Linked DNA regions of Homo sapiens: region 1 is linked to region 2. The links are chromatin loops, found by intact Hi-C in ENCODE. Cell type or tissue: endothelial cell of umbilical vein. All regions are shown on one strand. Links, peaks and the distances in the headings refer to the core of each region. The heading gives the core; the rest is flanking DNA.

Region 1 (2,924 bases), core at 297-2,796, 1.1 Mb before region 2:
CATCCATGTTGCTGCGAAGAACATGATTTTGGTTTTTTATGATCGTATAGTATTCCATGGTGTATATGTACCACATTTTCTTTATCCAATCCACCGTGGATGGGCACCTAGGTTGATTCCATGTCTTTGCTATTGTGAATAGTGCTGCAATAAACATGTGAGCATCTTTTTGATAGAACAATGTATTTTCCCTTGGGTATCTGAGTAATGGAACTGCTGGGTTGAATGGTAGTTCTGTTTTAAGCTCTTTGAGAAACCTCCAAACTGCTTTCCACAGTGGTGGAACTTTATATTTCCAGCAGCAGTGTGCAAGGATTCCCTTTTCTCTGCAGCCTCCCCACCATCTATTATTTTTTGACTTTTAATAAGAGCCATTCTGACTGGTGTGAGATGGTGTCTCATTGTCAACCTTTAAAAATGAACAAGAGTTTGGTTCATCAGATCGCATTGCCTATGTTTTTTGTTTGTTTATTTGTTTGTTTGTTTTTGAGACAGAGTTTCACTCTTTCACCCAGGCCAGAGTACAGTGGTGAGATCTCGGCTCACTGCAACTTCTGCCTTCCAGGTTAAAGTGATTCTCCTGCCTCAGCCTCCTGAGTAGCTGGGATTACAGGCGCCTGCCACCACGCCCGGCTAATTTTTGTATTTTTAGTAGAGATGGGGTTTCACCATGTTGGCCAGGCTGGTCTCGAACTCCTGACCTTGTGATCCGCCCGCCTCGGCCTCCTAAACTGCTGGGATTACAGGCGTGAGCCACCACGCCCGGCCACTGCCTACCTTTTTAAAGAATGTGTCCTAAGCATGGTTAAGTTTGATACAGACATTCGGTGCTTGCCAAATACAGGCTGAGTTTAGGATGGCTCACCAAATATATAGCTTGATTCCTCCTGGACTATCTCATGCCATGGCTATGTTTGAGTCATTCCAAAAGCCAGTCGAATGGGATCTGTGACTCTGGGTGGAAGGGGCCCTGCATAGTACTTAACATAGAGTGGGCATCAATAAGTATTTGGTTGAATACACGAGTGCATGCAGATAATCTAACTGTAATCTAACTTCCTCAGAAATGCTGATGTTCTTCTGTAACTTCCAGGATGGAGGGTCACAGTGCTTCTCTATTGACATATATTCAGTGAGCAGGGTGCCTTCACTGTTTTCACAGAACATTATCTTATTTTTGGAAAGTAACAATTAAAACATTCTTTCTAGCAGAGTGACATATGTTGGCCCATATCTCCTCCCCACTCGTCTGCCAGGGTCCCACACTCCCAGCCTTTGTCCTGTAGCACAGCAAGTAAGAAACTGAGACCAAGTCCCTTTGGGTAGGCTCTTTACTAGGCTGAACAGAGTCTGTTTCTTAAACTGTCACTCATACCTTCCCAAGCATCCCTCAGTATGCTCCTGATTCCTTACTTCTATGGCTAAGAATCCGTGTGCCTGGTGGAAGATAACCCAGATTTCAGGTCTGTGCAGATCTCAAAATATCTCAAAATCTGTTTAAAAATCACAATTTAAAAAAAACTCAACTTAGCCTGTTCTCCAATAAATCCTCAATAGGTGGCAGTGTTGATCTTTCTTTGGTCTCTGGTCTGCGGGAGTGTTTTGGTTTGTTTGTTTTGTTTTCATATTAGAAAAGAGTTGAGGTTTCTACCTAGTTTTAGATTGAGTTCTACTAAATGTAGTTCTCAATCAGACTATTTTTCTTGAGGCCATACCAAAATCAATGACTGTTTTTCTTGAGGCCTTACCAAAAGCAATATCTCCTACGCCAGCTAAAAATGTGGTAAATCTTCAAGCTAGTATTCTATTATTTAACATTTTTAATTATAACAATTATTCATGGTTGTAAAGTTTCAAAAGCTACAGAAGTGTAGAAAGTAAAAAGTGAATGAAAGTTTTCCAGGTGTTTTGCTATGCACATAAAAATGCATATAGTTATAAAACATATAGATATATAACATTTATATATATAAATAGAGAACAATATGGATAATATGACTCTATATAAAAATGTTATATATCTGTATGTTTATATATAAATGTTATACATCTGTCATGTTTATATATGTAAATGTTATATATCTGTATGTTTATATATAACTGTTATTTATCTGTATGCTCATATATATGGCACATATATATATGAGGTCATATTAACCATGTTAGTCTGCAGCTTACATTTGCTTCTTTACATAGTGTTTGTTCTTCCACGTCAATATATATGATCACCATTCTTCCCACTTTCATGGCTTATAACAAAACTTTTACATTCTTTTTTTTCTTTTCCTTTTTTGAGACAGGGTCTCACTCTGTTGCCAGGCTGGAGTGCAGTGGCACAATCTCGGCTCACTGCACCCTCCGCCTCCCAGGCTCAAGCAATTCTCCTGCCTCAGCCTCCCGAGTAGCTGATTACAGGAGCCCACCACCACGCCGGGCTAATTTTTGTATTTTTAGTAGAGACAGGGTTTCACCATGTTGGCCAGGCTGGTCTTGAACTCCTGACCTCAAATGATCCACCCATCTCGGCCTCCCATAACATTTACATTCTGTTCTGGAACTACAGCCAAGTCTTCTAGGCTTGAATACTTAAACCAAATAAAAATAGCATTTACCATATTGTGGTTATACAAATATTAATCACTGCAGAAAAAAGTGTGATAAAATCTATAGAGAAAGAAAGAATATTCCATGTATTTAATACCAGCCACACAGCTGTCAACATTCAAATCTTGGTCTTTTAATGTAGTTTTTACTTTCCTCACTTTTATTCAGGTATCATTGTTTTTTATTTGCTTCAGTCTCATTTTTTTGAAATCTCATTCTTTCATTCCCTTTGTTTTGCACAAGTACTTCCGTGAGTAATTTTTACATTCGAGTGCACACGTGATAAACTTTCCTTGCATTGCTGGAGTATAATTTCAGCT
Region 2 (2,924 bases), core at 270-2,769:
ATTATGTCTTCCATTTTGGCCTATATGGACCACTATAGAATGACTCAGTGAGCAGGGCACTCAATCAGATGGTCATTATGGATATTTATGATCTGGGACCTTATCAGTTGAACAAAATGAATCCAGGTGGGTAAACCCAAATTAAGCTTGAATCTCTAAGCCCCCTTTTGGCTGGCTGCCACCCAAGGGATATATGAAACAAACCATCCTGAGATTGCTTTTGGGAAAAAGAAAGAAGCAAGATAACCAGGGTTGGGCCAGGCAGAATCCCAAATTTTCAAAACAGATGTATATAATCCCCCACTCCTTTTGTCCTGATTATTTCCCAGGAGGCTACAAGGATGAAATGAACCCTTTCTGAAGGTGGCCACAGTTAGTAAGCAAACTGCTTCATACAGGAGTGTGGACCAGGAGGAGGTAAGAGAGGTGGAGCCAGAAACATTTTTGAGTTGATTTTCAAGAAGGCCTTTCCAAGCTCTCAACAATTCCAGATACCTGAGGATGGTAGGAAGCATGGAATGTCCATTAAGTACCTAACTATTGGCTCATTGTTAGGCATATCATGGTCAGACTATAGAAGGTCTAGGAACCCCAAAACATGGTCCTCAGTGCTATAGCTTGAATAGGCTAATCAGATTGGAGCAGCAACTCCATATGGTGGAGCAGCAACACCATAACCTGAAAAATGTCTATGGTGGAAAGGCACGAGGTGAGCCCAAGAGGAGGTGACAGAGGTCCCTGCTGGGAAGGGGCAAGGGCAATCCTCCATGTAATGTGGACTCCTTCACCACAAGAAAAGGAGGCCAACTGGGCAAGATACATAAGTCTGGTATGCAGTGGTATCTTCTGCATGAAAAACATACCTTTTACTTTGTATCCATTCTATTGTGGTGGGTTCATTGCCTTATCTAGTGCAGTGATGGATCCTAGTGGCAAATCCCAGTGACCAGGCAATACAGACTTGTTCAGCGACTTGATTTCAGTCGGTCTTATCAGAGAGCAGGCCCTTACTGTTACTGTGGGTATCTATGTGAGTGACCCAAAGTGTCTGATTGGCAGCCACAATTTGTTTGTAGTTTGTGGCCCCAAACAGGAATATCTTTAATTTACCAACTGTAGTCTTCCAAGTGGCAGACCAGGTGACTACAGTACTGTTAGCAGACCAAGAATCAGTAAAAATACGGCTAGTCTTTGGGAGTATTGCCTAAGGTAAGGGTGATGGCTTTTCATTTCAGCCCATTGGGCTAACTGGTCATTACCACTCAGTCTCCTGGAGCTGTCATTGAGGTTGGACAGCTACTGCCCCCTACTGGACACCATCGGGTTTTAACTTAGCCAAAGCATCAGCAAACCAGGCCAAGGCATTTAAGGGACCATTAAGCCAGCAGCTTTGCTTCAGACAGTGGCCACCTGTATACCCAGTGCTTTGTCCTCAATGTCAAATAAGTCAGGCTAAAGCAGGAATCAGATACATAGAACAGTTGACTCTGTCCTATTAGGCAAGGTTTTGCATTCACATTCACTTTTGAGCACCTGCTCACTCATGTCTCAACCAAATGAACTTCTAATGTTTTCAATCCACCTAAAGATCCATGTCAAATAGCAAAATCTTCATTGTTCTCTCCATTTATTTCTGTTTTGGAGATTTCTTGGCCCTGCAGCCGCAACCACATGGTCTTTCAGCTTGCTGCCCCCGTGGTCATGTACCATTCCTTCTTTTGCCTGCCCAGAGGAAGGTGAGCAAAAACAAAGGCACTATTTGGGTGGCTTGCTTTAATCCCACCTCTCACCATTCAGACTCATTAACAGAGAGAATACTGGGGTCACTCGCCCCTTAACCTTGCCCACCACCTGGGCATGATCTCAGGGGGTCTTCTCACCCTTGAACCTAAGGATACCTGAGAATGGGCCTCTAGGGTTCTTGTCCTTACTCTTCAAGAAAACTATGTCTCTCCAGCTGGGTGCAGTGGCTCATGCCTGTAATCCCAGAACGTTGAGAGGCCGAGGTGAGTAGATCACTTGAGGTCAGGAGTTTGTGACCAGCCTGGCCAACATGGTGAAACCCCGTCTCTACCAAAAATATAAAAATTAGCCAGGCATGGGGGCACACACCTATAATCCCAGCTACTTGGGAGGCTGAGGCACAAGAATTGCTTGAACCCGGGAGGCAGAGGTTGCAGTGAGCCAAGATCGCGCCACTGCACTCCAGCCTGGGCGACAGAGTGAGACTCTGTCTCAAAAAAATAAAAGGAAGAAAGAAAGGAAAACTATGTCTCTGTCAGTATCCTATCATCTTTTACTGTCTTGTCAGTTCTGGCATTTAATTAACCCTATTTACAAGGTAATAAGTTAGCTGCAGATGCTGGCAGAAGACACAAGACTCCCATCAGAGACGAAAAGCGTCATTACTAATGGCATAGCTAGGAGCTAGGAGTACTTATCTGTTTGCATGAGTTTCCCTCCCCTCCAAGGATTATGGGGGCAATATGGAGGACTCAGATGGGCCCAGCACACAGTGGGTTTGCATGACATCTGAAGAGTGCTAGATTTTGGGAATCTCCAGCTTTTAGTAAATAGAGTAGTAAGCAAGCCTGCTTGTTCTTTGCCCTGGTGGGTGACATTACCTCGTCACTCAAGATTGCTCACTGCAAACCCCACTCTGGAAAATGGTCCCAGTAAAGTGGAGTCAAGCTTTTGCATTCTTGGCATACCCAGTAAGTACATTCAGGGACATTCAAGGCCCAGGGCAGATTGCCTCTCCCAACACTATTGTGGTATTTCCAAAACTCATTTGTGTCTGCAACCACTACAGAAAAGTTTGATATAATGAAATTACTGATATTTGCGACCTATATACTTCCTAGGGATAGTAATTCTTTTTACAAATTAATACAGTAAATGCCTTGAGAGTTTATAAATACATA

Evidence for each region. Hi-C counts contacts between places; a loop is a spot of excess contacts. Peaks named below come from ENCODE experiments on the same cell type or tissue, not always from the same donor. Only the 100,000 strongest peaks of a DNase experiment are listed, where the experiment ranks them.
Region 1: it touches region 2 in a loop (4-fold over the local background); 6 of 110 quality-filtered maps call a loop at or near these places.

Annotation. Positions count from the first base shown.
Region 1 is chr9:99,161,429-99,164,352 of GRCh38, forward strand. No RefSeq gene overlaps it. Among named protein-coding and RNA genes, the nearest start is that of TGFBR1, 58 kb to the left of the region's middle. In endothelial cell of umbilical vein, for the core only: a CTCF peak has its summit at 1,556; a DNase peak (open chromatin) is centred at 1,583.
Region 2 is chr9:100,215,072-100,217,995 of GRCh38, forward strand. The region is part of intron 3 of INVS (inversin); the gene reads left to right. Among named protein-coding and RNA genes, the nearest start is that of INVS, 120 kb to the left of the region's middle. In endothelial cell of umbilical vein, for the core only: a CTCF peak has its summit at 1,313 (motif pointing left); a DNase peak (open chromatin) is centred at 1,310.